2 separate regions of the Homo sapiens genome follow, and region 2 is linked to region 1. A link is a loop called in an ENCODE intact Hi-C map of the cell type or tissue named here. Cell type or tissue: CD14-positive monocyte. All regions are shown on one strand. Each heading gives the region's core, and the rest is flanking DNA. Links, peaks and the distances in the headings are about the cores only. Region 1 overlaps IFNAR1 (interferon alpha and beta receptor subunit 1). Region 2 overlaps IFNGR2 (interferon gamma receptor 2).

Region 1 (16,285 bases), core at 3,199-11,198:
AAACCACACAACACTTTGCAATGTTGGCTAACTGCTTTCAATTTTTGAACCACGTTTGATTCTGCTGACTCTTTCCATTTCTTCAGTGCTTTGTACAATATGGTAAGTACCCAAAAGAAGCTTAGAGATCAGCTATCAGAAATACCTCTCATTATCTATTTGGTGACCCTATTATTTATTCACTTCTGAAAGTGAGGTATACACAAAAGACTACTGAACAGTTTCCTGATTGGTTTGTGAGGTTATATATGCATTGTGGGGCACATATGCACATAAATGCATTTGCATTCTACCAGTCACCCTTGGTTCAAAATTAACACTAAAAGATAGAAATTGATCATAGCGGTACTTACACTTCCCTTCTCCCTCATTTTTTCTGTTTCTTTCCAGTTTCTTCTGACTTTTCCTTTCCTGTCTTAGCTATACTTGCCTTTGCTCTCTCTACTCCTCTGCCACCAATGTATATCTTTCTTTCCATCTCTTTTCTCCCCATAACCCATTTTTCCTTCTACTTAATTTTCCTCTTCTCTTTTCTCTATTCATCTCCTACAATTTTCCAATCAATATAAACTACATGCAGTTCTCTTTTATCAGCTTTTTAAAAATTTTAATGCTTAGAGATGGGGGTCTCACTATGTTGCCCAGGCTGCAGTGCAGCGGCTACTAGCAGGTGTGATCATACAACACTGCAGCCTCAATTCCTGGCCTCAAGTAATCCTCCTGCCTCAGCCCACTGAGTAGCTGGGACGATAGGCATGCGCCACTGCACCAGGCCAGTTCTCTTTCATTTATGCAGCGCCTGGACTTCATCCATGTTTAGCTAGCCTCTGCTCAACCACATAGAACATAGTTCTTTCCAACTTTCTTTCCCACCGAAGTATCTACTACAAAATTTTGTCAAAACCACTAAAGTAATAAAGAAAATAGGAAGGCTAATTTTTTGAATTGAACAAGTGAGTGGACTGAGATCATTTTAAGGACTCATGGAAGAAGTGAGTTCTTAGAAAAAGATCAGGGTCAACTGTCGAGTCTTCCAGATTGGGGAAATAACACATGCAACTAGTTACACTTTCTTTTTTTTCTTAAGCCAGTAAGAACCCCAGATATTAGAATCCATCTATTTTACAAGTGAAGAAATTGAGGCCCATGGAGGTTAAGCGATTAGCTCAATGTCATCCAGTTAGTTACTGGCAGAACTGGGGTTAGAAATGAGATTTCTCACGTTTCCAATATATCGTACCCACCTCCCAGTCGGTCATTCTGTGTGCAAGGACCTGGTGACTGATGCAGAGCGAAAAGAAGCATAATCAAAACAAACTGGGCAAAAGGAAATTTATGGAATGGAACTTACTGGAGCCACTGAACTTGAAAGGTCATGTTTGCATATGTATAATCCCATTTAAGAACATAGTTCTGATTTTGGACACTGACTTCTATATTTTCTGGTGGAGGTAGTTCATTTTCAACTAGAAGCCAAAGAACAGATAAAAAAAAGCACACATTTTTACTCAAGTGAGATAACTGGCAAGAAGATAAAGGCTCGCATTTTATCATTATAAGGTAATAGTTAAATATGGTTTGTATTCACACTATGTAATACTATGCAGCCATTTGAAAGACTACAGGCCGGGCGCAGTGGCTCACACCTGTAATCCCAGAACTTTGGGAGGCTGAGGTGGATGGATCACCTGAGGTCAGGAGTTCGAGACGCGCCTGGCCAACATGGTGAAACCCCATTTCTACTAAAAATACAAAAATTAGCCAGGCATGATGGCACACGCCTGTAATCCCAGCTACTCGGGAGGCTGAGGCAGGAGAATCGCTTGAAGCTGGGAGGCAGAGGTTGCGGTGAGCCGAGATTGAGCCACTGCACTCCATTCTGGGCAAGAGAGTGAGACTCTGTCTCAAAAATAAATAAATAAATAAATAAATAAATAAATAAATAAGTAAAAAAGAAAGAATGCAATAGATGGCTAAGATCAAATGAAGAACGTAATAGATCTGTATTGAGTGATATAGAATATCCCCAACACACTGGGTTAAGTAAGCAAGCTGTAAAATACTTCTAGTAAGATTTTATTTTGTAATTTTAAAAAACAAAACCCAAGAAACTGTGGGTCTGTGTATATGCTTACATAAATCCTGAAAAAAGTTGTGAAAGGATATACACAAACTGCTAAGCAATGCTTATCTCTAGTGAATGGAATTGGGGATAAGAAGGGAGAAGAAGACTTCACTTTAAACCCTTCCGTAATGTTTGATTAAAAAAAAAAGCATATGAAATTTACAATTAAAATAAACAAATCCCAGCTCCTGCCCTTGACCTTAATTATTGGAAAGATGTTACTAAATGTATCAGGATACTTTCATATTTTAACATTCCACTTACAAAGGTATGCTTTCTTGAACAATAACTTGTCTACTAGCAACTACTTCCCCACCTTTTCTTCCCACTTGCAGAACTCATAGTTCAGCTACCTCCTGCTTCATGTGGATTCTGAACAAATGAAAAGTTTTGTCATTACAAAATATTTGAACTTTTTTTTTTTTCTAAGACGGAGCCTTACTCTTTGTCCCCCTTGCTCCCGACTGGAGTGCAGTGGCGCGATCTTGGCTCACTGCAACTTCCACCTCCCAGGTTCAAGGGATTCTTGTGCCTCAGCCTCCCAAGTAGCTACCACTACAGGCGTGAGCCACCACGCCCAGCTAATTATTTTTAGTAGACACGGGGTTTTCCCATGTTGGCGAGGCTGTTCTCGAACTTCTGGCTTCAAGTGATCCAGCTACCTCAGCCTCTCAAAGTGCTGGGATTACAGGCGTGGGCCACTACGCCCAGCCTGAACTTTTAAGTAGAATTAATTTTCATTACTATTTGAGACAAAAATCCCAAGTAACATTTATTTTGCTTATGTAAATGTTACAATGTTTTTAACATATATTGACCTATCATGTAAACTTCAGCAATATGGGGAAGATGCCAAAATTGACAATCTGTTTATATATTTATTGAATCTAAAACAAAACATCTTCCTTACCTGTGGTCTTTATACAATGTACTGGACTATAGACACCAATTTTCCATGACGTAAGTAGTGCTGCTTTAACTTTTAGACAATAAGTAGTCTCTGGTGAGAGTTTATAAATTTTATGTCTGGAATAAATATTTTCAATCCTTTCCTATAACACAAATATAAGTTGGTTCTTTAAAAAAGTATAAAGTCAAATTTTAGGATTAATTCGCCTAATTTTTCTCTCACATCGATTAAACAGAGGTAAAAATAATGCTTACTTCTACACCTGAAGAGTTTTTCCAGATAACTAAGCTATATGTAAAGCTTAAACCATCCAAAGCCCACATAACACTATCTTTTGTTCCAGGAGAGATGTGTATCACTATTGCCTTATCTTCAGCTTCTAAATGTACTTCTGGAGGACCAATCTGAGCTGCAAAAAAATCAAAACAATTACTATGGAACTTTATTAATACAATGCCAAAACCTTCATTCAACAAATAATTCTGAGCACTTAATATGTGCCTGCCACTTCTGGGAGTTAAGAGCATACAGATAGGATAGAAAGCTGTAAGATCACCAGTGGAGTGATACAGAAAGAGAAGAGGTTCAATGACTGAGCCCAGCAGCAGTCTAACACTGAAAAGTTGGGAAGATGAAGCGATCAATGAGCAGGAGGAGAACCAGGAAAGAGCAGTGTCCCAGAGATCCAGTAAAGGAAAAACTGAGTGATGACCACATCTATGCTACAGAGGGATGAAGCCAGAAGAGGACTGGGAATTTGCTTGGCATTGTGGAGGCTGCTGTGACCTTGAGAAGAGTGGTTTATTTATTTTTTTTTTTTGAGACGGAGTCTCGCTCTGTCGCCCAGGCTGGAGTGCAGTGGCACGATCTCGGCTCACTGCAAGCTCCGCCTCCCGGGTTCATGTCATTCTCCTGCCTCAGCCTCCCGAGTAGCTGGGACTACAGGCTCCCGCCACCATGCCCGGCTAGTTTTTTTTTTTTTTTTTTTGTATTTTTAGTAGAGACAGGGTTTCACCGTGTTAGCCAGGATGGTCTCGATCTCCTGACCTCGTGATCTGCCCGCCTTGGCCTCCCAAAGTGCTGGGATTACAGGCGTGAGCCACCGCGCCTGGCCAAAAAGAGTGGTTTTAAGTGAGGAGGAACAGAATTTGAATGGAGAGGGCTGACAGGGAATTGGAAGATTAGTATAGAAAGGGAGTACAGATCATTCTTGGTACAGGGCAGTGGTTCTCAAACCTTTTGGTCTCAGGATCCCCACTTTTTTTTGAGATATGGTCTAGCTCTGTTGCTCAGGCTGGAGTGCAGTGGCACAAACACAGCTCACTGCAACCTTGATCTCCCAGGCTCAAGTGATCCTCCCTCTTCAGCTTCCTGAATAGCTGGGACTACAGGTGTGCACCACCATGCCTGGCTAATTTTTATATATTTTTTGTAGAGATGGGGTCTCACTATGTTGCCTAGGTTGGTCTTGAACTTCTGGCCTCAAGTGATCCTCCCACCTCAGCCTCCCAAAGTGTTGGAATTACAGGTGTGGGCCACTACACTCAGCTCCTTTACATTCTTAAAGGAATTATCGAGAATCCCAAACAGCCATTATTTATGTGGGCTGTATATTTTTATATTAGCATATTAAACATTAAAACTGGTAAAGTTTTCAATCCATTTTAACTAATTAATCCATTAAGAAATAACAATGGACTGGGCATGGTGGCTCACGCCTGTAATCCCAGCACTTTGGGAGGTTGAGGTGGGCAGATCACCTGAGGTTGGGAGTTTGAGGTCAGCCTGACCAACATGGAGAAACCCTGTCTCTACTAAAAATACAAAATTGGCCAGGCATGGTGATGCATGCTGGTAATCCCAGGTACTCGGGAGGCTGAGGCGGGAGAGTCACTTGAACCCAGGAGGCAGAGGCTGTAGTGAGCCGTGATTGTGCCATTGCACTCCAGCCTGGGCAACAAGAACAAAACTCTGTCTCAAAAAAAAAAAGAAAGAAATAACAATGATAAACCTATTTTATGGTAACAAACATTTGCCAAAAGGAACATAGAAACTTCAGAGTGGTGCTGTTTTACATTTTTTTTCCAAATCTTTTGAATGTTTGGATTAATAAAGAAGGCAGATGAATTTCACATTGAATTCTATGTTAAATCAGTGACCATATCACCACATCACACATCAAACAGCCTCCTCTGGAAAACTCCACTGTGAATACAAGAAAGAACAAAAATTAAAAAGGCAACTAAGTCTTAGATTTGTCATAAATATAGCTTTGTCTTTACAGCCCCCTGAAAGGGCCTTGAGGATCACTCTTTGAGAACCACTACTACAGGGAAAGTAGGACAAATGGAGCCATAGCAGGAAGAAGATATAGGTTTAAGGGAATTTTTGTTCTTTTTAAAAGATGTTAGATTTTGCATCATGCAAATGAATGGCTTGGAAAGTGAACTGCTCTGGTAATATTTACTAAAGAATATAATTCAGCTAGCAACTTTTTCTTACCTTTGCGAAATGGTGTAAATGAGTCAACCTCATACCATGAAGAAGTGTTTTCTTTTTCTGCTCTTATACGCAATTTAATTTCTTCATAAACATTCAGCTTGAGTGAAGAAAAGTTGCATTTGGTACTAGTAATATTCTGACACCCAGACAATTTTATCCAATTATCCATCCCAGTTCTTTAAAGTAAAAAAAACAAATGAATGAGTGAGCAAATGTATAAATGTAAGTGTCAAATACTTTCTATTTACTGGTATAAGAGTTATTTCTTAACTCTTAATAACTCTTGTTTAAGAGTTATTTCTATTTTTGGTTTAAGAGTTATTTCTTCTACTTGAGCTAATGTCCTATTAACATTTTAGCATACACCCTTCCACTCTTTTTCAATGCATATAAGCCAAGTTATTACTTATGAAACTGAATTTTAAAATACAGTTCTTTATATAATTTTGTGGGTGGTTGCTTCAGGAAGCAGAGAAATAAATGACCCATAAGGTAAAAGTGGATTTAGTATGTTGGCTCTGTTAAAAATAGCTGTGTGACTTTTGGTAAACTATTTTGTGTTTCTGGATCTTATCTTCCTTATTGAAAGTTTGGAGCCTGGTCAACATAGCAAACCCTGTCTCTATGAGAAATAAAAAAAAAAAAAGGCAAAGCAGGGCATGGTGGCACATGCCCACAGTCCTAGCTACTGGGTAGGCTGAGGTGAGAGGGTCATTTGAGCATAGGGGTTCAAGGCTGCAGGCTGCAGTAGGCTATGATCATATCACTGCACTCCAGCCTCAGCAACCGAGCAAGACCCTGTCTCTAATAAAATAAAATTAAATAGAAACTGGGGAATTGGATTTGATGATTCCCTTCTGACCTCCTCCTATGAATAGACTTACCTTCCCTAAGAAAGACCTCAGAATCAGTATGGTTTCAAGGTTTCCTCTGCCCTCTCCAAAAGCAAACCATCCCTTCTGCTTGCCTGTCTCCGTAATTTCTTCTATTACATCATCAGAAACCACAAAACTGAAAATGTTTACATAAACAAATAAATTTTTGGAAGTGGAACTGGCCAATCAGAAAGCTGAAGTGATATTAGATTCTTCCTTTCAAAAAAGGGGCAAACATGAAAAATAAAGTGGGCATGGAGTGCCTAAAGCAGAAAAGGACATGTTGCCCAGAAAGGGGAAGAAGAGCTTGCAGGGAAAGTGAGGGATAGAAACGAACTTAGCAGATTTCTTTTTTTTTTTTTTTTTTTTTTTGAGACAGAGTCTTACTCTGTTGCCCAGGCTGGAGTGCAGTGGTGCAATCTCGGCCCACTGCAACCTCCACTTCCTAGGTTCAAGCAATTCTCCTGCCTCAGCCTCTCAACTAGCTGTGATTACAGGCGTGTGCCACCACGTCTGGCTAATTTTTGTATTTTTTTTTTTAGTAGAGATGGGGTTTTGCCATGTTGGCTAGACTGATCTTAAACTCCTCACCTCAGGTGATCTGCCCACCTCAGCCTCCCAAAGTGCTGGGATTACAGGCGTGAGCCACCATGCCCGGCCAATTTAGCAGATTTGAGAACTTTTACCTATGTTAAGCCCATTGACCATAAGTAGCAGAGAAACTATCTTCTGGGAAGGCATTTTTGTCAAGCCTAATTCATTAGCTGATTTATTTATTTTTAATAATATCACAGATGCCATTTTAAAGACGATTTAGATATTAGAAACCAGAGATAATACCAAAATAATTTTGTTGCTGAACCAAATACAAGTCTACCTTGTTTTTCAAAATGGAAACATTTTTAAGAAATTACCAAAAATATACACTAGCATATGAAATACTTCATTCTTGGCCAGTTTTCACTTCCACTTTTACATATCTGAGGCCTGAGATTAGAGCTGGCATTAAAAATACCTTAAACATTCTTGAAAAGGTTCCACATCAGAATCTATTTCTAAAAATCCAGAAACTCTCATTATAAACAGAAAACCTTATCAAAAATTTAAAACTTAATATAATTTCAACCCAACCTCACTGTTTACATCTGTCTTTCCTACTTCAGGAGATGCTGAAGCATGCTCCATTAAAACTGTTTTACATCTAATCAAGATATTGCAGCAGAAGCTACTTTTATATTTTCTTAAAAAAATCATTATTGGCCGGGCTCGGTGGCTCACACCTGTAATCCCAGCACTTTGGGAGGCCGAGGGGGGTGGATCACTTGAGATCAGGAGTTCGAGATCAGCCCGATCAACATGGAGAAATCCTGTCTCTACTAAAAATACAAAATTAGCCGGGCGTGGGGGTGCATGCCTGTAATCCCAGGCACTCGGGAGGCTGAGACAGGAGAATTGCTTGAACCCGGGAGGCGGAGGTTGCGGTGAGCCGAGATTGCGCCATTGCACTCCAGCCTGGGCAACAGAGCAAGACTCCGTCTCAAAAAAAAAAAACCAACAACAAAAAAACTATTATCATATGCAATAATTAGCTCAGAACAGAATATGAAATATGAATATGTAACTAATGTAATATTTACTTCATGAAATCCGTTTCATAATATAACTTCATGCCATCTTTGCCTCTCCTGTTCACTGAGGCAGTCTAAGCAGTCAGAAGAGTGTTTGGCATGAAATATATTCAATATTTGTTGGGTTTTTTTTTTTTTTTGAGATGAAGTCTTGCTGTCACCCAGGCTGGAGTGCAGGGGCACGATTTCAGCTCACTGCAACCTGTGCCTCCTGGGTTCAAGCGATTCTCCTGCCTCAGCCTCCCAAGTAGGTGGGATTACAGCACGCACCACCACATCCGGCTGAAGTTTTTGTATTTTTAGTAGAGATGGGGTTTCACCATGTTGGTCAGGCTGGTCTCGAACTCCTGACTTCAGGTGATCCACCTGCCTTGGCCTCCCAAAGTGCTGGGATTACAGGTGTGAGCCACCATGCCCAGCCTTTTTTAACTTTTTAATAACAGCCATTCTGACTGCGGGGAGACAATATCTCATGGCAGGTTTCGTTTGCATTTCTCTGATGATTAGAGTGATGTTGACCATTTTTTCACATACTTGTTGGCCACTGTATGTTTTCTTTTGAAAAATATCTATTCCTATCTTTTGCCTACCTTTTGATGGATTTGGGTTTTGTTGTTGATTGTTTGAGTTCCTTGGATATTAAGCTCTTGTTGGATGCATATTTTGCAAATAGTTTCTTTATACAAGTAACATTAAATAAGGGTATCTGAAATAATTCCTTCTCTACCTAAAATAGTTGTTCATAAGGAAATTCCAAACTAAGGGAAAAAACAAAACTGGTAACCAAACTCAAAGTTCAATTTAATGAAAATCTCTAGAGATAAAAAATTTTAAATGATCAATTCTGAGAAAAGTCATATATGAATTTGTGTGTGTATATACATATACATATACAGTGTGTATATGTATATATAGTGTGTATATGTATGTATACACAATGTGTGTATATGTATGTATACACAATGTGTGTATATGTATGTATACAGTATGTATTATATATAGTGTAATGTATATATACAGTATGTATATATATAGTGTATATATGCATATATACAGTGTGTATTTGTTTATATATGCATACACAATTACTGAAGCTGTGAGATTCATATGCCAGTTTTAGTTACAACTCGAGAATAGTGTCACAGCTGTGGCTGAAGTGGTGGGCTCCTGGTTCCGGAGGGCCTAATGCCTTATTTCTTCATTGCCTGCTTTTTCTTGGACAGGGGAACATGGTTGGCAGGTGGGGCCCCAACACATAATCGGAAGGCAAAGTACTGTACTTCCTGATCTGTGTTCCCTTCTATATTCCTCCTTCTGCCTGCCTCTCCTCTTGAATAATTAAGTAGAAAGTACTAAGGAAGAGACATCAACACTCCAGAAAAACTGAGTCTTTAGAAATGCAAGGTCCAATATATCGATTTTTATTTTATTTTATTTATTTATTTATTTTTGAGATGGAGTCTTGCTGTCTCCCAGGCTGGAGTACAGTGGTGCAAACTTGGCTCACAGCAACCTCTGTCTCCTGGGTTCAAGCGATTCTTCTGCCTCAGCTTCCCAAGTAGGTGGGATTACAGACACATGCCACCATGCCCAGTTAACAATATATTTACAAAGTGTATCTAGGCCAGGGCAGTGGCTCACGCCTGTAATCCTAGCACTTTGGGAGGCTGAGGTGAGCAGACCACCTGAGGTAAGAAGTTTGAGATCAGCCTGGCCAACATGGCGAAACCCCATCTCTACTAAAAATAAAAAAATTAGTCAAACATGGTGGCATGTGCTTGCAATCCCAGCTACTCGAGAGGCTAAGGCAGGAGAATCGCTTGAAACCGGGAAGTGGAGGTTGCAGTGAGCCAAGATTGTGCCACTGCACTCCAGCCTGGTTAACACAGCAAGACTCCACCTCAAAAAAAAAAAAAAAAAAAAAGTGTACCTAAAATTAAAATATAGTATATCATGGAGATAATAGGAAAGCCTGATCACAGGAAACCTGGTGGCCTATTCCAAGGTCTTCGATGGACCTTTTGGAGTACAATGCCATATCTTCAAGATATACCCTAGCTCAGACCCCAACTTATATTGAAAGAAGCTGGAGCTGGAGAGGATGTGGAGAAATAGGAACACTTTTACACTGTTGGTGGGACTGTAAACTAGTTCAACCATTGTGGAAGTCAGTGTGGCGATTCCTCAGGGATCTAGAACTAGAAATACCATTTGACCCAGCCATCCCATTACTGGGTATATACCCAAAGGACTATAAATCATGCTGCTATAAAGACACATGCACACGTATGTTTATTGCGGCATTATTCACAATAGCAAAGACTTGGAACCAACCCAAATGTCCAACAATGATAGACTGGATTAAGAAAATGTGGCACATATACACCATGGAATACTATGCAGCCATAAAAAATGATGAGTTCATGTCCTTTGTAGGGACATGGATGAAATTGGAAATCATCATTCTCAGTAAACTATCGCAAGAACAAAAAACCAAACACCGCATATTCTCACTCATAGGTGGGAACTGAACAATGAGAACACATGGACACAGGAAGGGGAACATCACACTCTGGGGCCTGTTGTGGGATGGGGGGAGGGGGGAGGGATAGCATTGGGAGATATACCTAATGCTAGATGACGAGTTAGTGGGTGCAGCGCACCAGCATGGCACATGTATACATACGTAACTAACCTGCACATTGTGCACATGTACCCTAAAACTTAAAGTATAATAATTAAAAAAAAAAAAAAAAGAAGCTGGAACACCCAGAAGAAAGAAGGAATGGCTATGGGTTAGAGACGCTGTCTACCACCCTCATCCCCAATTTTTTGCTTCAACACCCAAAGATGTATTTGACTAAGTCTCTACAGAAACAAAGTTAAAAATATTATGTAAAATAGGCGTAACATTTCTAAAAAATAGAAAAACCAAACACTTTCCAAATCTAAAAATTATGGTGTTGTTAAACTTGTAAAAATTATTCAGGTCATTCTGACAAATCAGTAAGTAGAGTCACATACTTTTGATAATCGAATGAAAAAGTCACATTCCCGACAGACTCATCGCTCCTGTTCCACCTCAGGATAAAGTTGTCATCTATGATGTCGACCTCTACTTTTTGAGGAGATTTTAGATTTTTTCCACCTATAAAAGCAACAAGAAATAAGAACATTATATACAAACTGTACAGATATTCTAAATGTTATTCTATCCCTCACATCCCTGATTAAAGAATGAATACAGTGAAACATAATGAAGTATATTTTAAAAATCTAAAAAAACTAATGATTGCTCCCAGCACAGGGATGCTGATAATTACATTTCTGCATCTGAGAGAGCTGAAAAAAGAGTTGATTTTTTTTCCTCTTTGAAATAGAGTTGTCTTTTAATTAAAAAACAAATGGTCTCTGCATAAAAATAGAATTTTTCTTGGTCTTAGAAGTGACACCGATGAGTCACTCTTATGATGAGGTTCAACTGTTTTATGGCCTCAATTTGATTTCACATTGTATGTTCATAGATAGATAGAGATGCTTCTTGACTTACAATGGTGTTACGTCCAAATAAATAAGGTTGAGTCCTAGGGGCAATCAAGTGCTGGCTTCCTCCCTGCAGTACTCCTTGTGGTGACATCATCACAAATAATTGACCAGTGCCAGGAAGAGTCACCTGCCCAAGCAGTGCCTCTGAGCCCTGGGTAGTAACAACAGCAGCTGTACTCCCTGATGTGGTACCCCCTGCCCCATCTCCCACTGCAGGGGTGGGAAAGTATAGTGTATCTCAGCAGCTTTCCCCTCTGTGTTAACTGCATCATAACTGGTGATATCACCCTGGATCACCACCTGGGTCATGAATTGAGTGGTAGGATAGCCACTGATGGCACCAGTGCCCTCAGTCTGGACATCCAGCTGCCCCTCACACACCTGGATCACCCTGCGCATCACTTGACACTGGGGTCAGGGAAGGTGGCAGCTGACTGGATGCTGGCAATAGCCCCACTGGCTGGGTCTTCCCCAGAAGCCATTGCACCTGCCTGAATCTGCACTGTCCCCTCTGTCTAGTGCCCTTTCATTTCACCTTTCAGGACTTCCTTAAGCATTTCTCGCAGGGCAGTTCTAGCGGTAATGAACTCCCTTAGCTTTTGTCTATCTAAGAACATCTTAATTTCCTTATGCTTTTGAAGGGCAATTTTGCCATATACAGGGTTTTGAGTTTTTTGGTTTTGTTTTTTTTAGCACTTTGAATACACTGGTCTCCAAAGTATCAGGTGAGAAATCTGCTGATCATGTTATCAAAGATCCCTTGTGTATGACAAGTCACTTCTCTGTCTTTGGCTTTCAAAAGTTTGACTGTTTCTTGGTGTGGTCTCTTTGAGTTCACTGTACTTGGAGTTTGCTGATCTGTCCGAAGCTGAGAGTGGGGTGCTGAAGTCCCCAACTACTATCATATTGGAGTCTATCTTTCCCTTTACGTATAGTAATATTTACTTTATATATCTGGGTGCTCTGGTGTTGGGTACATGTATGTTTAGAATTGTTATATCCTCTTGCTGAATTGGTCCCTTTATCATTATATAATAACCTTCTTTGTCTGTTTTTACAGTTTTTGACTTAATGTCTGTTTAATCTGACATAAGTATAGCAATTCCTGACAGCTTTTGGTTTCCATTTGCTTGGAATAACTTTTTCCATCCCTTCAATTTCAGTTTATATGTGTCTTTATAGGTGAAGTGGGTTTCTTATAGAAAGCATATAATTGAGTCATTTAAAAAATATTCCGCACTTTGGGAGGCCGAGGCGGGTGGATCACGAGGTCAGGAGATCGAGACCATCCTGGCTAACACGGTGAAACCCCGTCTCTACTAAAAATACAAAAAATTAGCCGGGCGTGGTAGCGGGCGCCTGTAGTCCCAGCTACTCAGGAGGCTGAGGCAGGAGAATGGCGTGAACCCGGGAGGCGGAGCTTGCAGTGAGCCGAGATCGCGCCACTGCACTCCAGCCTGGGCAACAGAGCGAGACTCCGTCTCAAAAAAAAAAAAAAAGAAAAAAAAAAATATTCCGCCAGTCTCTTTAAGTATGGAATTTAATCCATTTACATTTAAGATTATTATTGATATTTGAGCCCTTACATTTGTCATTTTGTTAAAGTTTTCTAATAATATCCTTTGCCCCTTTCTTCCTCTCTTATTATTTATCATTGTGGTTTGATGGTTTGATAAGGTTTAATTCTTTTCTCTTTCTCCTTTGTGTATCTGCTCTATCAGAGAGTTTTATACTTTTCCATGTTTTCAAGATACTGACTGCTCTCTTTTCACTTCCAGATGTAGGACTCCCTGGAGCATTTCTCATAAGGCTGGTCTAGCAGTGATGAATTCCCTCAGTTTTTGCTTGTCTGGGAAAAACTGTATTTCTCCCTCATTCCTGAAGGATAGTTTTGCTGGGCATAGCATTCTTGGCTGTTTGAGTATATCATCCCATCCTCTTCTGCACTGTAAGGTTTCTGTGAAGAAATCTGCTGTTAGCTGAATGGGGATTTTCTTAAATGTGACTTGATGCCTTTCTCTTGCTATTTTTAGAATTCTTTCTCTGTCTTTGACTTTTGACAACAGATAATAATGTGCTTTGGAGAGAACCTTTTTGGGTTAAATCTATTTGGGAATCATTGAGCTTTCTGGATCTGGATGTCTGTATCTCTCTCCAGACTTGGGAAGTTTTCAGCTATTATTTCATTAAATAGTTTGTATATGCCTCTTACCTTTTCTCCTCTTTCTGTAACTTACATAGTATGAACGTTTGTTCCTTTAATGATGTCCCATAAGTCTTGTAGGGTTTCACTTGTTTTTTCTACAATTAAGTAATATCAAATGGTATATCTTCAAGTTCAGAGATTCTTTCTTCTGCTTTACCAAGTCTGTTATTGAAGCTCTTTATTGTATTTTTTAAATGTAATTCATTGAATTCTTCAACTGTAGGATTTGTTTGGTTGTTTTTCATCATGTTTTAATTTTTTTGTTGAATTTTTTGTATTGTGAATTGTTTTCCTGATTCATTGAACTATCTGTATTTTCTTGTATCTTGTTGAGTTTCCTTAAGATCATTAGTTTGAATTCCTTTTCCAGCAATTTGTTGATCTTCTTTTCATTGGGCCACCATTAGAGAGTTCTTACTTTCCTTTGGTGGTGTCATATTTCCTTGCTTTTTCATGTTTTTGTGTCTTTGTGTTGATAGGATAATTACCTCTTCCAAACTTTACAGACAGTGGCTTTCAAAGATAAAGTCTTTTATTAGCAGTTGGGTTTCAGTATGCTGGTTTCGAAGGGTGTGGTGACTGTTTCCTGACAGATGCAGTGGTATGGTAAAGCAGCTGCTTTACCTGTGTTCAATGTCAGTAGTAAATGGGTGCCTCAGGGGCCTAGGCTGCAGAAGTTTGTGGCAGTGGTAGTGTAGGTTGTTAATGTTCTCAGTGTTGAAGGCTTTTAGGATCCTCCTATTCTTGTCTTCCCCACAATGGGGAGACTCAGCCAAGGCAACACCTCTTGGTGTCAGGTCTGACAGGGGCTATATATATGCAGCTGCAGCAGCTCTTGATTCCAGATGAAGGTATTCAGAGTGGCTACTGGGCAAAGGTCCTAGGCTCAGGATCTCACAAACCTACTGAGACACTTGGTTGCTGAGGTGGGTTTGCTCTCTGTGGCAGGGCTTGGACGTAGTTGCTCACAGAGCCAGGATTTGTGACCTGGAGGTGCTTCCTGGCAGCTTAGGCCCAGAGAATGGGTTGTAGCTTTGATTCTACCCCTATGGGGGTCAGGGCATAGCACTGGCCTGACTATAAAGAAGGGGTTCTCTGGAGGTTTGGGCCTGGGGAGCAGGGTATGGTTTTAATTTGGGAATATGAGCTAATAGGGCTCAGTGGCAACACAGGTCCCAAGGGATGAGGCACCATGAAGTCATGACTCTAAATCTTGGAATAGCTAGGGATAAGCAGTACCCCAGACTGTGAGGCCAAGTGTAGCAGCAGCAGCAAGTACTACAAAATGGTGAAGCATAGCTGTTGTCTGGGCTGGGAATGGGGGGTAGGGAACAGCACAGTGATGACTCCACTCCTCAGAGTGTCTCAGCAGCTCAGGCTCTAGAGGACTAGTCCAGCTCCAGGGAAGCGGGGTACTACAGTTATTTGGCCTGTAGAACAGGGTGTCTCAGCTCAGCCACTGCTCTGTTTCCCTGAGACATAGGATACTACATCAGCTCAGCCCTGGGATGCATAGCTGCTCGGTTTGGCCAGGGCACTGATTCTGCAGGGAGTGATGTGCTCCTTCAGCTGAGGCCCGGGGAGTGTGACTGCTCTGGGTGGTTCAGGCCCTGTTTCCCTGGAATGCCGTATACCACTTCAGCTTAGGCACAGGGGTGCATGACTGCTCTGGGTGGCCAAGGTAGTGTGTTCCCAGGAAATAGGATACTGCTTCAGCTCTAGCCCAAGGGCAGTGGGGTAGGAGTAGGTGGAGTAGTTCCACCTCTGCTTGACTCCACAGGGAAGGGTGTAACAGCTGCTTAAAGTTTAGCTTAGGGATGTTGAGCCACCAGCCTGGCGTGGTTCAGATGAAAGGAAGCCATGGCTACAAGTCCCCGAAGCAAGACACACTCCAGAAGTAGTTCCAGTTCCAAGGTGGAGTGGCACAGTAGCTGTGTGGGCCACAGCAGGTGGAGCACAGTGTTGGCTCCTTCTCTGGAGGGAACACAGCTGTGCAGACTCTAGGCAGCTTCCTCAGCTTGGCTTAGTTGCTGTCTGGACTCTAAGGAACCCCAGTGGTGAGATCTGTTGGTGCCCATGGTGTAGCTGGGATCTTCTTGTTTATCTCCTTGCCATAGGAAGAAGTTCCTCCTCGTTCCCAGATGATCCTAGGAATCCTGGCATTTCCTCCCATTCTCCATGTGGCCATCCCACTTTTCTCTGCTCACTAGGATTTCTGTTACTTCTTTGATGCACTCTAGCACTCTTAGTTAAGTTTGCTAAAATGTAGTTGTTTATTTGTTGTTCTGGCTGTCTTATGAGGGGATGAGCAGAAGGGGCTTCTAGTTGGCCATCTTGCTAACATCACTCTCCCAGACTACATTGTGTGTGTGTGTGTTTGCTTTGTTTAATTGCTGTGTAATTGTTGTTAATCCTGTGCCAAGGATCAGCTTGAGCTATAAACTTAAGGTCTCTCCTGAGCCTTTCCCTAGGTATGTACAGTGACTTTCTAAT
Region 2 (8,000 bases), core at 1-8,000, 88 kb before region 1:
GTTCAAGCAATTCTCCTGCCTCCAACTCCTGAGTAGTTGGGATTATAGACACCCACCATCATGTCTGGCTCATTTTTGTATTTTTAGTAGAAACAGGGTTTCACCATGTTGCCCAGGCTGGTCTCGAGCTCCTGATCTCAGGTGATCCACCTGCCTCGGCCTCCCAAAGTGCTGGGATTATAGGCGTGAGCCACCGCGCCTGGCCAACATTTTGTATCTCACGGTTAATCTAGATACCTCAAGTTAGTCAACAGAGAAAAAATTATTCTGGGAAATAATGTTCCTTTCATTCCCAACCTGCTTCTAGTTTGACCGAAATGTGCTTGAGCCTCCTATAGTTTCAGCTAAAATGACCTTAAGGATTTATGTCATCAGGAGACAACTGGACCCTAGACTCTAGGAAGGTTCTGTGTCTCCTCTGCGCATCCCTCTGCTGCCTTGAGCAGGCCTTGCTGCCTCCCCACCTGGTCTTCCAGGCAATGGCTCCTGTTGTCCTGGCAAGGCTGTCATTGTCCCATACCAAAGTGGAAAACAGCGATACCCTATTATGGCAGTATAGGGTTTCTTGCAAAGAACTGTTTTCTAATTTTGAGATACAATATAATCCACTACAGCCACATGAAATGGTGGTATAACATATGCTTGAAAACATGGGAAGACAAGGCTGCTAAATTGTTAACTGAAAAAAGGCAGATTATTCAAATACAGAACATGTTGTTATTTTTTAAAATACAAAAATAGGCCAGGCATGGTGGCTCATGCCTGTAATTCCAGCACTTTGGGAGGCTGAGGTGGGAGGATCACTTGAGTCCAGGAGTTTGAGCTTGGGTAACATAGTGAGACCCCCTCCCTCCGTCTCTACAGAAAATAATAATAAAAAAATAAGCTGGTCATGGTGGTGCATGCCTATAAGTCCCAGCTACTCGGAAGGCCAAAGTGGGAGGATGGCTTGAGCCTGTGAATTGGAGGCTACAGTGAGCTATGACTGCACCACTGCACTCCAGCCTGGGTGACAGAGTGAAATTGTCTCTGAAAAATTAAAATTAAAAAATAAAAATATAAAAGTAATTGTATGATCTATGAATAATAGTATTACTTGATGGTTTTACATTTTCTTTTCTTCTGTTTAATGGTGTTGGACTGCCAGGGCAGAGGAAGACACGATTTTAAGGACAAAAATTCCCTTTGGGTTTATTTCAGCATTCAATTGGAATTCCTAAAATTTAGAGTCACAGACTGCAGAAGAGCTAACGTAACAGGCCTAACACTAATGCCCTTTGAAGGGCCTGATTTCCAGGTCAACCCTTAGCTGACATCTGGGAATTTGTGTGCGTTTTTTGTTTGTTTGTTTTTTGAGACGGAGTCTTGCTCCGTTGCCCAGGCTGGAGTGCAGTAGTGTGATCTCGACTCACTGCAACCTCTGCCTCCCAGGTTCAAGCAATTCTCCTGCCTCAGCCTCCTGAGTAACTGGGATCACAGGTGCCCACCACCACGCCTGGCTAATTTTTGTATTTTTAGTAGAGATGGGTTTTCACCATGCTAGCCAGGCCTGTCTCGAACCCCTGACCTCAAGTGATCTGCCTGCCTCGGCCTCCCAAAGTGCTGGGATTACAGGCGTAAGCCACCGCGCCCAGCCTGGGAATTTGGATTTCAAGTTTATCCCTCCCATTCCCAAACTGGTAAGGTGGCTTACCGTCCCTACACTGTTTGCACAATGTGTTTTCTTTATGAGGAACATCTGTTTTCCTTCTGGGAGTCGGAATTTTGGCATACGCTACACAGAGGGTGCGTATGTGGCCAGCCCCCAGAAAAAGCCCTGGGCGCTGGGTCTCTCATAAGCCTCCCTGGCAGACAACAGTTCACATGTGCAGTCACAGCTTGCTGGTGGAGCAATGAAGTGTATCCTGCGTGACTCAGCTCAGGAAGGGCTCCTGGAAGCCTACCCCTGGACACCTGCGGACTTTCCTCCATGTGCCTCTTCCCTTTGCCGATTTTGCTTTGCATCCTTTTGCTATAAAAAATCAGAGTATGGGCCAGGCACAGATGTGGAGGCTGAGACAGGAAAATCTCTTGAACCCGTGAGCCGAGATTGTGGCACTGCACTCTACCCTGGGAGACAGAGTGAAATTCTGTCTCAAAACGAAATCAGAGTGTGACTCTGTGCTGAGTCCTGGGAGTCCTTTGAGCGATCTAGGGTGGGTCTTGGGGACCCTAACACACAGACTCACAGCTGGAACAAAGATCACATTGGTGGCTTTCAGAGTCATTTTCATCCTTGAACCTTTTGATCATGGAAGCCAAGTACAGATGCTCTGGTCAAATGGAGGAAAGGGACTTGGGGGCCCTCACGGCTGCTCCTCTTCACAGGCTCCAGCTTATAGCTCAGTTGTTTCATTTTATACACGAGGAAGCTGCAGCCCAGAGAGGCTAAGTGACATGGTGCTAAGCGGGTCCCAGGCAGTGGAAGCCTGTTCTGTGTGCTCTTCATTAGAGCTTGCTGCTCAACAAGGCTGGCCCCAGGGTCCTGGAGCTGAGTTCTCCAGTGCTGGGCAGCCCTGCCCAGCTCTAGGATACAAGTGGCAACTCGCCCTCTGGGGGCTGACTCAGTGCAGAGAAGTGGATGGACTCCATCCTAAAAAAACAAAAGTATGGGCGGGCCCTTGGGGAGGGAGCATGGCAACACGGTGCCCTCGAGTGAAGAAAGCAACCAAAGGGTGGAGAAAAGCGTGGCCAGAGGGCCCATCCTATCTCTTGCATTTCCGGCACCGTATCCAGTTGGAGAGGACAGACTTGGAAGAGGCAGAGTCTCTCTTCTGGATTCTGCCAGGCTCCCTCTATTCTAATCGACCCAGATCTTGAGCTCTGATATGGAGAAATGATTTTTCCCTATTTCCTAGATGCTAAGTCTGTTTTTCAGTGAGTCTCACTCTTCCCAGTTTCATATTCCCCATAATGAAATGAAGAGGAGGCTGGGAACGGGCTCATGCCTGTAACCTCAGCACTTTTGGAGACTGAGGTGGGCAGATCGCTTGAGACCAGGAGTTCGAGACCAGCCTGGGCAACATGGCAAAACCCCATCTCTATAAAAAAAAATTTAAAAATATTAGCCAGGTGTGGTTGGCACAGGCCTGTAGTTCCAGCTACTCGGGTGGCTGAAGTGGGTGGACTGCTTGAGCCGGGGAGGTAGAGGTTGCAGTGAGCCAAGATGGTACCACAGTACTCTAGCCTGGGCGACAGTGAGACTGTCTCAAAAAAAGAACAATAATTAAAAAAAAAAAAAAAATGAAGGAGAAGTGCAGATACAAAGCGTGTGGCAGAAAAAGATGGTGGTCAAGAGCAGGGCTCTGAAGCTAGGCATCTCTGCTCTGCTCTGCTCTGCCAGTGATTCGCTGCTGACCTGAGGCAAGCCACTTAACGACTTGGATTCTCTCTCTGCAAACGGATTAGTATAAAGATGAAATGGGCCGGGCACGGTGGCTCATGCCTGTAATCCCAGCACTTTGGGTGGCCAAGGTGGGCAGATCACCTGAGGTCAGGAGTCTGAGACCAGCCTGACCAACGTGGTAAAAACCCTGTCTCTACTAAAAATACAAAAACTAGCTGGGCATCAAGAGCGAAACTCCAGCTCAAAAAAAAAAAAAAAAAAAAGATGAAATGAGATGAAGTATCTAAAATTCTGGCCCAGAGCCAAACACAAAGGAAGCTCTCAATAAATGTAAGCTCTTATTATCAAAAACCATCATAATGTTGAATTTAGGAAATCATGAAGTTCCCATAGATAACAGAACCTCCTTAAATGCAGCTAGGATAATTTAGGCACTGGAGATGCTTCAAGACCATGATGCTTTTTCCTATACTCCCCGAGGCTGACCAGGCCGCTCTGATGTCATGCACCTCTGTCAACGTGAGCACCTGCCACAGCCCCTTGTGGATTGCATTTCTGACCAATCTAAGCACCTGCAGTTCTCCACGTATGCCACGCCTTCTCATACCTGCTGGTACTGCTCTCTGGAAAGCTCTTTCTCCCTCTGTTTCCCCCCGATTTCGCATGTGCCCTTTTCACAAACTGTTCAAACATTTATACAGTTAAGCCTTGCAGGCTGTAGTTGTGGATTCCTCATGGAGAACCAGGCCCACTAAAACCTCCTCCAAACTACAGAGCGTGGCAAAGGCATCGTAAGCAGGGCACCGGCAAAGTCTCAACCCCACACAAGGGACACAGAGTGACATCAAAGGATGGCTGGCCCTTCAGATCAGCCTGGCGGAGGGAGGTCTCAGCAAACCGAGTGGAAAAACAGGTCTTGAAGAGGACAATGAAAACAGGCTCAGGGCTCAGCCTCTATGGGGACACGGGGACATGGAGACACCCTGTTCTTGCCCATGTTAAAGGTTTCTTTCTTTTGCTAAGCCAGAAACTGCAAAGAAAAGAAAATCCAAACAAAAAAGAAAGATGCTCTTGCCTGTTGGATTCCTCCTTTTTCCCAGTAATGGACATAATAACAAAAAAAGGCCGTGGAGGTATCAGCGATGTCAAAGGGAGAGGAGAACCTGATGATGAGGGAGCCTTCTCCTGGGGTCACCTCAATGTTTTCTGGAGGCCCGACAGTCACTGAAAAAGAATTACAAAGAGAAAACCACACACATACACATATGTATTATAGATATAATACAATGTATTATATAATGCTATATATATATGTATATATATATATATAGTGGGTGTAGATATATACACACACGTTTTTATCTATCTCTTTATTTATTATTATTTTTTCGAGACAGTTTTGCTCTGTCGCCCAGGCTAGAGTGCAGTTGTGCGATCTCGGCTCACTGCAACCTCCACCTCCCGGGCTCAAGCAATTCTCTTGCATCAGCCTCTCAAGTAGCTGGGATTACAACAGGCGTGTGCCACCATGCCTGGCTAATTTTTATATTTTTAGAAGAAACAGGGTATCATCATGTTGGCCAGGCTGTTCTCGAACTCCTGACCTCGTGATCCGCCCACCTCAGCCTCCCAAAGTGCTGAGATTACAGGTGTGAGCCACCGCGCCTGGCCTATTTATTTATTTATTCATTTTTGAGATGGAATCTCGCACATATCACCCAGGCTGGAGTGCAGTGGTGCAATCTCAACTCACTGCAACCTCCGCCTTCCAGGTTCAAGCGATTCTCCTGCCTCAGCCTCTCATGTAGCTGGGATTACAGGCACACGCCACCATACCCGGCTAATTTTTGTATTTTTAGTAGAGACAGGGTTTCACTATGTTGGCCAGGCTGGTTTCAAACTCCTGACCTCAGGTGATCCGCCTGCCTTGGCCTCCCAAAGTGCTGGGATTACAGGCGTGAGCACCATGCCCATACTATATTTAAACACAATAACTGAGAAGTGTTGCCATGTAAGTCTATTTGTTCAGGCTTTTCATATAATTCACAGGTCAGGCTAGGACTGTGACTCATGATGTGCTATCAATGAGGGGTTATCAAGCATTTATTAAGTAAGCATGCACATTGTATAATTCACCAGAGAAACTCAGATCAAAGTACAGTTTGGGTCCTCGAAGTTCTAAGAGACCAATGTCTGCACATTTTACACAAGGAGACAATCCTGTCACTGTGTGTTCACAACAGCAGGGCTGGATTCTCTCCCCTGGGCACTCCAGGTTGGTGAGGGTTAGGTGTATGATCTGGCCAAGCTTCTCTCTGTGCAAAAGAACTGCTGAGTTTGTAGTTGTGCCCCCTCATTTGTTCTGGTGGAGGTGCTAAGTCCAGACAACTCCCAGTGGCAGAAGTGAGGTCAGGCCTGGCCCACCACCAGCCATAGTGATGTTTGTGGATTGACTGCTAGTGACAAAATGCTCTTCCACTCAGCCTGCCCAGGGACACCAGCACACACGTTCTCCAGCTTCCCTTGTCCCAGCTAAGTGAGCAGAGTGTGCAGAAGTGCGTTGCAGAAGCACCTGCAGGGACTGGCTTTGGACACATTCTTTGGGCATCTCCATTAGCACATGGGAGTGTGGACACCAGCCACAGCTGGCCACTGCACGGCTGAAAACACAGGGCTCAGACCTGCCCTTCTGAAGAGAGTCCTGGCCCGGAATCTGACATGAACCCAGTAAACCTCATCTAGAGGCGAGAACAATCTGCCTCCTCTCACAGCACTGGAGGAAGGCTGGCTCTAGGGAACACTGGACGACAATGTGTGGAGTCTCCAGGTAAATGGCCTTTCCACGAAGCCTCTCACGATCAGTGTCACTGCCAAATAAGGGTATCACGGGATGGGCATGGTGGCTCATACCTGTAATCCCAGCACTTTGGGAGGCTGAGGTGGGCAGATCACTTGAGGTCAGGAGTTCAAGACCAGTCTGGCCAACATGGAGAAATGCCGTTTCTACTAAAAATACAAAAATTAGCTGGGCATGGTGGGGCATGGTGGTGCATGCCAGTAATCCCAGCTACTCAGGAGGCTGAGGCAGGAGAATCGCTTGAACCTGAGAGGCAGAGGTTGCAGTGAGCCGAGATCGGGCCACTGCACTCCAGCCCGGGTGACAAGAGTGAAACTCCATCTCACAAAAACAAAACCAAAATTAACTGGGGTGTGGTGGCCCATGCCAGTAATCCTAGCTACTGGGGAGGCTGAGGCACGAGAATCACTTAAACCTGGAGGCGGAGGCTGCAGTGAACTGAGATCGCTCCACTGCACTCCAGCCTGGGCGACAGAGCGAGACTGTCTCAAAAAACAAAACAAAACAAAAAAACAAATAAGGTTATCCCCATTTCTCAGACGAGGAAACGGAAGCCAGGAGGTGACACTACTTGCCCACAGTAACACAGCCAATAAATGGCAGAGTTGGGATATGAACCCAGGTGAGGGTGATGCTAAAGCCTGCCCCCTCCAACCACCATCTCACTCCTCTGCTTGGTAAACCACCTCCATATCCATTACTGATTCTAACGCCACCAGCAGAGGTGAAAGTGGCAGATGTGACATGAGACCACCACTGTGTCAAGCTTTTCAAGCACGAGGGCAGAGAACAGCAGCCCAGCCAGTAACTAACAGAAACATGGGTGCTTGACTCCGGCCGGAAGCGGCAGCTGGCTGGCACCGGACCCACTGTCACGATACATCCTGCTTCTGTTACCTTCTCTTGATCCCTGGGCAGTGGCGGTAAGTATCATTCCTTTTTTTTTTTAAATGACAGAGCCTCGCTCTGTCACCCAGGCTGATGTGCAATGGTGTCATCTTGGCCCACTGCAACCTCCACCTCCCAGGTTCAAGAGATTCTCCTGCCTCAGCCTTCCAAGTAGCTGGGATTACAGTCGTGTGCCATCATACCCGGCTAACTTTTGTATTTTTAGTAGAGATGGGGTTTCACCATGTTGGCCAGACTGGTCTTGAACTCCTGACCACAGATGATCTGCCTGCCTCAGCTTCCCAAAGTGCTGGGATTGCAGGGGTGAGCCACTGCGCCCAGCCATCATTACTTGTTTGCATACTCCTAATTCCCACTTATTTGACACTTTATAGCTCAAATGGAGGGTGGTTTGGCACCCAAGGACAAATGGCTTGTCCACAGCAGACGAGGAGCTGGCAGGATTGCCCTGTCTTCTCTGTTTCTGTCCCTCACAGTACCTAGCACAAACCACTGATTAAAAAAAAAAAAAAATAGAGATGGGGTCTTGCTATATTCCCCAGGCTCATCTTGAACTCCTGAGCTCAAGCGATCCTCCCACCTCAGCCTCCCAATGGGCTAAGATTACAGGCATGATCCTCTCTAAAAAACTTTTTATTGGCCGGGCACGGTGGCTCTCACGCCTGTAATCCTAGCACTTTGGGAGGCTGAGATGGGCGGATCACGAGGTCAGGAGTTAGAGGCCAGCCTGGACAACATGGTGAAATCCCGTCTCTACTAAAAATACAAAAAATTAGACGGGCATAGTGGCGTGCACCTGTAGTCCCAGCTACTTGGGAGGCTCACTTGAACCCGGGAGGGAGAATCACT

Evidence for each region. Hi-C counts contacts between places; a loop is a spot of excess contacts. Peaks named below come from ENCODE experiments on the same cell type or tissue, not always from the same donor. Only the 100,000 strongest peaks of a DNase experiment are listed, where the experiment ranks them.
Region 2: it touches region 1 in a loop (2.1-fold over the local background); 2 of 110 quality-filtered maps call a loop at or near these places.

What each region holds. Positions count from the first base shown.
Region 1 is chr21:33,330,427-33,346,711 of GRCh38, reverse strand. IFNAR1 (interferon alpha and beta receptor subunit 1) reads right to left here. Exons shown (of 11, transcript NM_000629.3): 2 at 11,065-11,188; 3 at 5,538-5,713; 4 at 3,290-3,444; 5 at 3,036-3,177; 6 at 1,352-1,466. It also overlaps the pseudogene USF1P1. Among named protein-coding and RNA genes, the nearest start is that of IFNAR1, 14 kb to the right of the region's middle. In CD14-positive monocyte, for the core only: no CTCF peak of the experiment used is centred there; a DNase peak (open chromatin) is centred at 6,601; H3K4me3 peaks cover 504 bases; H3K27ac peaks cover 1,425 bases.
Region 2 is chr21:33,423,493-33,431,492 of GRCh38, reverse strand. It overlaps IFNGR2 (interferon gamma receptor 2), which reads right to left. Exons shown (of 7, transcript NM_005534.4): 4 at 4,461-4,609. Among named protein-coding and RNA genes, the nearest start is that of IFNGR2, 24 kb to the right of the region's middle. In CD14-positive monocyte, for the core only: no CTCF peak of the experiment used is centred there; no DNase peak of the experiment used is centred there; H3K27ac peaks cover 3,857 bases.